Regions from separate parts of the Mus musculus genome. Here region 1 is linked to region 2. The links are chromatin loops, found by intact Hi-C in ENCODE. Cell type or tissue: heart. All regions are shown on one strand. Each heading gives the region's core, and the rest is flanking DNA. Links, peaks and the distances in the headings are about the cores only. Region 1 holds the start of Vrk2 (vaccinia related kinase 2). Region 2 holds the start of Fancl (Fanconi anemia, complementation group L).

The links. A loop is a pair of places that touch in the nucleus more often than their neighbours do. Peaks named below come from ENCODE experiments on the same cell type or tissue, not always from the same donor. Only the 100,000 strongest peaks of a DNase experiment are listed, where the experiment ranks them.
Region 1: a loop joins it to region 2, with 3 times the contacts of the local background. A loop is called at or near these places in 11 of 42 quality-filtered maps.

What each region holds. Positions count from the first base shown.
Region 1 is chr11:26,590,760-26,596,143 of GRCm38, reverse strand. Vrk2 (vaccinia related kinase 2) reads left to right here and starts at 2,224. Exons shown (of 13, transcript NM_027260.3): 1 at 2,224-2,554; 2 at 4,417-4,557. The coding sequence starts at 4,422. In heart, for the core only: a CTCF peak has its summit at 2,395; a DNase peak (open chromatin) is centred at 2,443; H3K4me3 peaks cover 1,789 bases; H3K27ac peaks cover 1,242 bases.
Region 2 is chr11:26,384,720-26,390,037 of GRCm38, reverse strand. Fancl (Fanconi anemia, complementation group L) reads right to left here and starts at 2,954. Exons shown (of 14, transcript NM_025923.3): 1 at 2,728-2,954. The coding sequence starts at 2,823. It also overlaps the pseudogene Gm18324. In heart, for the core only: a CTCF peak has its summit at 2,537; a DNase peak (open chromatin) is centred at 2,597; H3K4me3 peaks cover 1,489 bases; H3K27ac peaks cover 924 bases.

The DNA of each region.
Region 1 (5,384 bases), core at 208-5,207, 210 kb before region 2:
ATGATAAAATCCCTTGTAATTTATCTTTATTACTGACCTATTATTAGTTATGGTTAACACCTGACTATGTCTAATTTATAAGTAAAATTCTTTACAGATAAAATAAAAGTTATTTTGCCTCAAGGATGACCTTACCTTAAAAAAGAAACGTATTACAGAATATGTAAGGTTTGGTTCTATCTAGAGTTTCAGATATTCCCTGGGAATCTTAGAATATGTTTCCTATGGACAAGATGGGATATGCTAAGTCAGAGCCTGACAAATTGTCTGGATAAGCAGTAGAATGAAACTCCATTTCCTCTGCATCCTTTCCAACACTGGATATCTTTCTAGTTCTCTCTCTCTCTCTCTCTCTCTCTCTCTCTCTCTCTGTGTGTGTGTGTGTGTGTGTGTGTGTGTGTGTATTTGAGACAGGATCTCTCACTGAACCTGAGTATCATCTCTAAATCAAGGGTGGTAGGTCAATGAGCTTCAGTGACTCACTTGTCTCTGTTCCTGTCATATCCACCTTACTCTCTGTACACAGTAACTTCCTATGTAGGAAAGATGACCATAACCTTCAGCTCTTTCCTTGTGTTCCACCTCAAAAGTTTTTGGGTCATAGGCCTGTGCTATGGAGCTGTTTTATATGCTGGGGATTTTTTAAAAATTTTTTATTAGGTATTTTCCTCATTTACATTTCCAATGCTATCCCAAAAGTCCCCCATACCCACCCCCCACTCCCCTACCCACCCACTCCCCCTTTTTGGCCCTGGCATTCCCCTGTACTGGGGCATATAAAGTTTGCAAGTCCAATGGGCCTCTCTTTCCAGTGATGGCCAACTAGGCCATCTTTTGATACATATGCAGCTAGAGACAAGAGCTCCGGGGTACTGGTTAGTTCATAATGTTGTTCCACCTATAGGGTTGCAGTTCCCTTTAGCTCCTTGGGTGCTTTCTCTAGCTCCTCCATTGGGGACCCTGGGATCCATTCAATAGCTGACTGTGATGCTGGGGATTTTATTGAGGGCTTCCTACAGGTCAGAGGGACACTACCGATAAAGCTACACCCCTGTCTACAAAATTCATTTTAAAAATGTTTTTATACCCAAATCATGCCGTTCTTTTAAGAAATAGTCTCATGCTGTTTACCATTTTTGGAGTTTGGTAAAATCCTATTTCCTTATTACACCAAATTTAGCAAATAGAATTAATACCATCAGGCAAGAATAAAGCTACTACCATGATATTTGAGTCACTCTTGAATCAAGCTTTATTAAATACTGGCCAGGAATGATGGACACAGGCCAAGTCTACACCAGGAATTCCAGAGTATGGCACCATATTGCATTTGTCAGGGGCTTATGAAGGCAAATCCCACAAGGGTATGCACTTTCTGCCTTTGTGGAATCAAGGGCAAACATTCTTCCTGCCCATTTACTTCCCACCTACATGTGACTAAGCAGATCTTGTGCAGTTTGGGCAAGCTTGTTATCTTTCTTGAACAACAGCCTCCAGCATTCCTAGAAGTTACCTTGAGCAAGTGGGACTTACAAATTAGAGATTTGTTTGTTTGTTTGTTTGTTTGTTTTATAGGTCTCTCTCTCCTTTTTTTTTTTTTTTTTTTTTTTTTTTTTTTCGAGACAGGGTTTCTCTGTGTAGCCTGGCTGTCCTGGAACTCAGGCTGGCCTCGAACTCAGAAATCCACCTGCCTCTGCCTCCCAAGTGCTGGGATTAAAGGCTTGTGCCACCACTGACAGGCTGTTTTATAGGTCTCTTAAAGTATAGTAACTAAAACTTAAAACATAACTTTAGCCTTCGCAGAGAAAATGGCTGTTTTTCTTTCAGTATTTGCATCTGGACAATTATTGAGTGTTTTTAGGTAAGAAACTAAAGTGCTGTTTGAACAGTCTTTTTTATAAAGATTTGTTTGTTTGCTCTAAAATGTAAGTTGTGTATCCTTAAAGAATTTCTATATACTTAACATATTTCTCTCAGCTGTCATAGTAACCTTAAAACTCAATAACTTATGTTTTCCATTTTACAGATGGGAACGTAGAAATGTAGTAACTTTCGTTTTAAACATTATCCAAGTATTAAATGACAGAACTAGGCCTAGGGCAGTCACTTGCAAGTGACACACCCAGATAGATACAGGCCCTCCCAGTTACAAGGCTGTCTGGGTATGCCTAGAGGCTGGGCGAGCTGTTGGTAAGGATCTGAGCAATTTGAAAGGGGTTGGTACTCAGAACTGGTACAGGAAGGGTTCAGTTCTTCTGTAAGCGCTGGCCCAGTTTACTACCCCCAGGTTAATCTGCAGGCTCTTCAGACAGGCCTTGGCAGGGTCCGGTGCTTGGAAACTCTAACCCTCTCTCTCGGTACCGCCCCTCCACCGCTGCAGCCTCTGCCACTGGGCGGCCTCTGCCACTGGGCGGCCTCCGCCAGACTCTGGGGCTCCCAGGGCTGGCTGCCGGGAGGCGGCCCACAGGCTCGCCCGGCCCCTGGGAGGAGCCCGGAGAGGCCCACCTGGCTGCGAGGCCTTAGGAGACCAGCGCTGTGGGGACTCCGGCGGCAGGTCAGTCTTCCCTCCACCCCGGCTCCGACGCTCAGTGCCCGGCGGGCGGCCGCGGCGTTGTCCCGGCCCGCTGCAGGCCCAGCTTCAGCCCCCGCACCCGGTACCGACTCATCCCGGAAACCGGCCGGCGCTTCTGCACAGCTCCGGACTGCCATCCCCGGGACGGGGTCGCCGCTCAAGGCCGGGAGGGAGCGTTTGAACCGGGCGAGCGTCACCCCGGAAGCACCGAGTCCCCAAACTTTTAGCTGCCCCGCTTAGAAGTTGTTCTAGGAAGACTTGCCAACTTTAGCCAGCAACTTTGGCGCGTGTGTCCAACATACCGCCCTGTTGAGGGAACCCGGTGAATCACAACCTCCTTCAATTCGGTGGCCCAGTTGTTCCTGGTTTAGATTTCCCGCTCTCCTCCGGGCTCTGTTCAGCCCACTGGAGTGGAGTTTCAGCCGCCTCGGAGGCACTGGGTTCAGTAAGCGAAGGAGGGAAAACTACTTAAGCATAGATGGGTAGCTTAAGAGAAACGTTTTGTACCCTGTCAGTATTTTTGAATAATTTTCACGAAAGCATTTGTCCTGGTTAGATTTTGCTGTTGTTATCAACTTGTCTCCATGCAGGGCCATCTGGGAAGAGGGACAAATGTTGAATGTTGAGATTAATGTGAGGCTGTTAGTGGCTGGGGAAGGGTACAGCTTTAAATTCAAAGGTCGCATCTGACCTTTGGTAGTGTCTTACCACCACCAAGCAAAACACCTGCGAATGACTTCCACGAGCAAGGATTTCCATGACAAGCTAACCTGTCCTATCAGGACACTGACTAGTTCAGGCTCTCTGGTTTTCTGACCCTCCCTCTTACCCACTCCCATCAATGTGAGAACAGCTTTGCCTTAGAGATTACAGCTCTACAGATAACAGGAATCCCACATTCCAGAAGAAGGCCACAGAAATTTAATTCAAGTGGCAAAATACCTCCATTAGATTTACTCAGGGGCAGATGCGGATCTGTTGGAGTGATAGATGGGGGAGGGCCCAGGCCAGCAGTGCCACCCTTGGGCCTGGTTTGTTTAAGAAAGCCAAGCTGGTTGATCCAGTTCGGAGCAGGACAAGCTATTGAGCAGGGGGGTCTGCCATGGTGGCTTCAGTACCTGCCTGCAATTGCTGCTTTGAGTTCCTGCCCTGACTCCCCTTTCAGGTGGATTGTAAACTATATGAAGTAATTCCAAAGTTGCTTTACCATGGTTTTGTTTATTTGTTTTTGTTTTTGTTTTAGTCTAGAAATACTAAGAAGACCATGGTTACTTTCACATCTAATTTCAAGCATTTTTTCTAATATTTATTAATTATATATTAATCGCGTTACTCATTTGCTAATTTCTATACAATGATAATTAATTACATTCTATAGTGTTGCTAAATATTAATAAACTCCTACATGAAATTTTGAAGTATTGATTTAAATGAAACACAGTAGATATTTTTAATTTTTAAGAAATTTATTTTTAATTTTTAATTTTGTGTGTGTGTATACAGGTGCCAGTTGAAGAGGTCAAATATATCAGGCCCCAGAGCTCGAGTTACAGAGAGTTATAAGCTGCCATGTGGGCACTGGGAACTGAACCCAGATCATCCTCTACAAGAGTATTGCATATATTATGTATATATTATTACATATATATATACATACATACATACATACACATGTCAGTATCTCTTAGGTTTCAAAGTATCTGAATTTCTAACTTGAATGTTGTGGATGGCTTATCCAGTTGGAATTGACTTCAGGATCCTAATCTTAATTCTGGGAAAGACATTAGGAGAAATGAGTTTCAATGCTAGAGTTTTAACTATTTATCTCATCCATCTGCCAATAGATGTGATGGCACCAAGAAGAAAAGAGAAATATAAGCTTCCGGTTCCACTCCCAGAAGGCAAAATTCTGGATGATATGGAAGGAAACCGGTGGGCACTGGGCAAGATGATCGGCTCTGGAGGGTTTGGACTGATATACTTAGGTAAAGTATGACTAAATTGCCAAGTCTAATTACGTCTGTGATCTTTGTAACTATGGTAACAATGGTATTTTAAGAGCTAACTGAAATAACAGAATTCATAGATTCTTTTTTTAAAAAAGTAATTTGAAGATAGTTAATGTTTAGTACATTAACTAAACATTAGGTTCAAACCATAACTGACATAACATGTTCCCTGTTTGTCTTCTTTTTCCCCCAGTAAGTTTTAGAAGTCTTTTCAGAGCATAATTGCACAATCTGCCAGACAGAATTCAAATTTTCTTTTTGAGAACTTGTTTTCCTGAAACCACTTATTTTTATATGTTATAAACAACAGCTGTATAAATATAAATATTTTGTGATCCTTTTTAAAAAATATTTGCTATATTATATGTATGATATCTGTCGGACATGTCACAGGGCAGCTGTGGTGGTCAGGGGACAATCCTCCCACCTTTATGTGGTTTCTAGGATGCCAACTCAGGTAGGTGGGCATACTTCTGGAGAAAGCACCTTTACCTGCTGTGCTGTAGCTCTGTTCTCTACGTTTTGACTCCTAATAATTATTATCTAGGCAACGCTAGGGTTCTACCTAGACTTAAGGTTAATGACTGAAAGCATCTTTTATGTGGTGTGAACAAACTTCTCTCGTGTGACTGCAGTTTACTGGCTATGCTCTCCCTGGGAAAATGACAAAGTGGATATTCAGATTACCCTCTGTGCTTTATGATAGGTAGGGGACCTTGCGTGGGTGTACGTCTACACTACATCTAAATATTTAGAAATTATGCTGAATTTAAAGAGACCATTTAGGAATATCTTAGTGCTGT
Region 2 (5,318 bases), core at 1-5,000:
AATAGAAAACATACTTTTCCTCTGCTCACAAATGATTCCTTCATGTAAAAACTGATTGTCAAGGTACCAAAGGTGATGTTTATAAACAATGGTAATTGTGGTGCAACTAAACTATAAGTTCTACCAAAGAGTAAAAACAAAAGTTAGAATAAAGAACTTCATGTAGAAATTATATAAGCTCCAAAATCCAGTGATGAGACACAATACCGAAGCATCTACCAGATCCTCTTAAAGCAGCATGATGAGGGAAGTGCAACACCTCAGAAGCATAGAAACAGAAAGTGTGCAAGCAAAATAAAGGAAGCAACACATACAATCACACATCAAAAAGAAGTAAGATGGGAAAACTGTTCCGTATAACAAAGCACCAATTCACAGATAGGTATGATAGTGTTAGAAAAGCCTTGAGAGATTTGACACCAATAATTACTATTTAGCTATTTAAGCCAAGAATCTAGTATTGAAAATCTGAAATATACAAAACCAATGCAGAGACCCACAGCCAAATATCAGATGGAACTTGGGAGTCTTGTGAAAGAGTTGGAGGAAGGATTGTGGGACTTGGAGGTACAGAGACTCAGGTCTCCACAAGAAAACCAAAAGGTTCAACCAACCTGGACCCTTGGGGGGCTCCAAGAGACTGAACCACCAACCAAAGGGCATACATGGGCTGGATCTAGGCCTCCATACACACATGTTTAAGAAAAGTGCAGCTTGGTCTTCACATGAGTCCCTCAACAACTGGAAAGAGTCCTGCCCCTGACTCTGCTGCCAGCCTGTGGATCCTGTTCCCTTAACTGAGTTGCCTTGTCTGATGTCAGTGGGAGACAATGTGTCTAGTCCTGCAATGGCTTCAGGTAGGTGCCGGGTGGGCTGGTTCCTGGGCAGAAGGGAGCAGCTCCCCTCCTCAGAGGAGAAGAGGAGGGGGGGGGGCTATGGGGGGGATGGGGAGAGTAATCAGGATGTAAAGTAAGTGAAGAAATAAATAAATAAATAAATAAATGGGAAAAATGGAACTAAAATGAATGAATGAATGAATGAATGAATGAATATGCAGTATATAAGTGAATGTGTAATGGCCCAAAGAACCTCACCGAAAAGTACTCGTTAATTTCAAAAGAAGATCTGGCAGAAGCCACACTAACCTAGTAACTGGCATTATTAATATCAACACTGGGAGTAGTTGACTTCATGTGCCTTGAAGGGAACACAGGACAGTTTCTGGGATGCCCCTGCCCAAACACATTCCCAGAATTCAATGGTGAGAAAATATCAAACCTAATAAGCTTAACTCTTAAAAATAAAATTCAAGTTAATAAAAACACAGACTAAGAACTGCTCCAAAAGAAGAGATAAGATAATTAAATACTCCATGAAATTTTACACCGCATAGCAGTTGTAGTAACTGTACTGAGGTTAGGTTTGAGTGGACCCTTGTTTTATGAAATGAGTGCTAAATTATTTAGAGATAAAACAGCAAGAAACGTATCTATGATTTAATCTCAAAGGGTAAGGTAAGTGTGTGCACAGGACCAACCACAATCACACTCAGGATAAAATCAGTTGTGCTGGATAGCTTTTAGACAGTGCTTAAGACTCAAAGGCATGCTTAAGGAATAAAAAATTAGAAATTACCTACATCGAAGGCTAACGTATTTCCGGTCTAATCTTATGGCTATAATTGTTTTCTAAAGTGCTATTGGAGATACAGACAAGTGATGTGAAACACTTGTTTCTGCCTGTCCTGTGCAACACTTGCCTGGCATGTGAATGGCTGCAGGTTCAATTCCCAGAACAGATGTGCACATGCATGCGCACAAATTCATTCTCTCTCTCTCTCTCTCTCTCTCTCTCTCTCTCTCTCTCTCTCACGTTTCTGAATGTTTCTGTAAATGTGAAAAACATTTTAACTGGATATTTCAACAGTTAAGCAAAAGGTGGCTAACTCATTTCCATCTATAATAAATTTTAGCCATTCTTTAAAGGTTCACATGGTTTGAAAATCCCTAAGGAAGTCCATGCTTCCTGTGTGTATATTTATCACAGAGAATTTTCTTAACTCCCAGGAATGTTTAGGGACAAGTGTTACTATTTAGAAAATCTGGTATCTGCTCAGCATTCTAGAGGTTGTTGCTTCAACACACGTGGAAATTAATGACTCCTGTCATTAAAGGGCAAGTTACACGTAGCTGAGTTTAATATTCAGAGGAAAAGTCCATAGTCAAAATCTTAAATTAAGGTAATTTGTTGTACCATGGGGGGGGGGGGGGGGGGGCCCGCTGGGGTGAGATTTTCTAAACAGTAAGAGTTTCAGAGGTAACTGACACCATCATAGTCAAGGTAGTCTCTCTAGATTTCCCAGGATCTGATTTCAACTATAAAATAATGGGGTTTGGATTTTTCTGTTTGTGTAGGTTCGGCTTAATAGTGGACCCTGAGTGCTCTATAAATCAAAATCGTAAGTGTAGTAACACACCGCCGTGATGAACTCTGGTTAAGACCTACAGAACTGCACCTCCCTCTTCCACCACCAGCCAGGCACCGGCGAGCCGCCCCGCCCACCCTGTGTCGCGCGGCGTCGCCACCTAGCGACCGCGCATGCGCAGAGTATCGGCGCTACTTCTCCAGGCTCTGCTACACTCTCCCAGCCAGGCAGCCGGAGACGCCGCGGTCAGGCTTTGCCACGAGTGACAGGCTCTCGCGCGACAGAACGACCCCTCAGGGTACCTGAGCCGAAATGAATCCCTCATACACAGTTTTCTCCCGGTTCTGAGGAAGTAGCAGCGGGAAATGGCGCAACAGGCTTGCTTCTGCTTCGTCCATGGCGCACAGGAATGGCCGCCGCACATGCGCAGTCTGCAAAGGGACGGGGCGGAAACCCGCTTCGGCGGGAAAAACTAACTGGTGGGTACGCTGCCCTGACCTGGACAATGAACTGGGCCAACTGGTCTGCTTAGTAGCAGGAGAAAGCAGGAGAAAGGAAGATCACTCACAAGTCCACAGGCCTGACGGTTCAGGATTATTCTGACCTTGACTGTCAAAAAATAAAACTAGCAAAATCCTCTTGTTGATTTCATTGAAGACTGATGCAACTCCAAAGCTGACTTTCCTACTTTGACAGGGCATTTACAGTGTGCCCATAGCATACTGTTTTTACCCTGAACCTGCCCCATCACCTCTCCTGTTCTTGCGTTTGCTCTGGACTAGATCTCCTGTATACTCCCAGTATACCCTTCAACCAAATGCATATGTAAATAAATTGTACATTCAATACATCATGTATATTGTATGCTGATTCAGTGTTGTACTGTTTTTAATTAGATATATTTAAAGGAAGCCCATAGAAATTGTGAGAGATTCAATTTATTCTTGAGGTGGTAGACTGACAAAATTTCCTATACATTCTGGTAACTTAGAAATGGTTACTCATTCACTCATTTCTAAATATAGATTTAAGAAAACGTGGGGGGAGGGGGTGTTGATTGTGTAAGAAACTTGTTAATAGTTACCATATGATAATTTGGCATTAGAATAAGTCACTTTTGATTCTACTATTTTTAAGATCACTGTAATATGTTAGTAAGTAAGATTGTGCAAAGATGAATAAGATATTCTTCCTATTCTTATTGCCCTCATTGAAGATTGGATTTTAAAAGATTAATAGATTGGCAGAATTTGTCACAATATTCTGAATGCTTGAAGAACACAAGAATGTTGTACTTGTTACACTAAGACTGTGGTTCGCAACCTTCTTAGTGACCCCCCCCAACCATAAAATTATGTTGTTGCTTCTTTGTAACCGTAATTTTGCTACTGTTATGAATCACAATTTAAGTGTTTTTGGAGAACCAGTATGATAAGACTTTCTCAAAATGTGACTCAGATTGCAGTGTTGTCAGCACTAAAAAAAAAAAAAAAAAAAAAAGGTACACAACTTTATACAAGTGTTACAGCTCTGAGGAGAAAGGTTTCCCCAATGCAAGTGTTGCAACTCTGAGGAGAAAGGTATCCTGGCAGTCTGGAGCCAAAGAATATTACACAATCCCACAATACAACAGACCTCACACAAGAAGATTATTAGAAAAAATACAGGAGGATGGCTGCATCTGCTTGGGGAAAAAGCAGCAAAGAACTAAGCTAGAAACAGGCTTTACACAGGGATTCTTTGGGAGTTTTTCAGGGTGGGGATTGGTGGGACTCCAAGTTTGAGTTTTAGGCTATCTCAGGGATTGGTGGGTTTTCAAGCAAAGGGATTGGTAAGTGAGCTAGGACACTTTTTTTTACCATACAATTAAGGAAACAAAAGTTTACCACTGAGGGATTCGGGGCATACAACCTTGGCATTTGAATAAACAACAAAACCTAGATCAATCCAATCACCTCTGGCCCCCCACAGCAGCTCCTGAAATACTCACTTCAGATTGCCTTCTTTATGCCTGGAATAAACAACTCTCCCTGACTCTGAAGAGGCAAGGACAGGGAAAAGAAGCTACATATGAATTGCTAAAATTGCCCCAGTTTGTAACTATTAGATCATACCTCCTTAGTATAGTCATACTGTCTTATTAAAAAAAAAAAAAAAAAAAAAAAAAGGTTTCTATGTTGCATTGAATCTCAGTTTGTTAGTTTTATATGCCATAGAAATTGTACTAAACAAATTTTATGCTTTTGTTAATTTGTCTGAAAATTTATGTACTCTTTTATTTTTCTGGATTTTCATCATGTATCATTTTAACCCAGCATTAATTCCTCATGTCCTCCTAAAGTGTCTGAAATAGAATTTTTTTCTCAGCTCATGCTAAATAGAAATGAAATGCAAAAGAAAACAACTTTACCCATGGGAAACTTGTACAACGTTTTAAAGGCTTTTTTACTGTTTAACTTATTGAAAAAAAGATGCTACTGTGGTACTTGATCTAGCAGCTACTGTTCTTTGGGTTAGATAGAGTCTTGTGTTTGGTTTGTTTGTTTGTTTGTTTGTTTGTTTGTTTGTTTGTTTTGCTGTGTACTGGGAACATCAAAGTTTTCTTTATATTCTCTCAAGAGATGTGCTATAGTTTTATTTATTTTTAGCACAATGTACATTGACTTAGCATCTGTCTCCTTACCATGGAATAATGGGACACTTGAGTGCTCGTCAACATAAGTGATTATTTTTATAGTGAATATACCTAAGAGACATTGAACTTAAACAGGATATTAGGAGACCTGTAAGCTCCAGCTTACAGATGATTCTTTCTTACATTCACAAAAGTAATTCTTCACCATTGAAATTTCTTCTCTCAGGGAGCTCAATAAAGGTCATCAAATCCAAGACA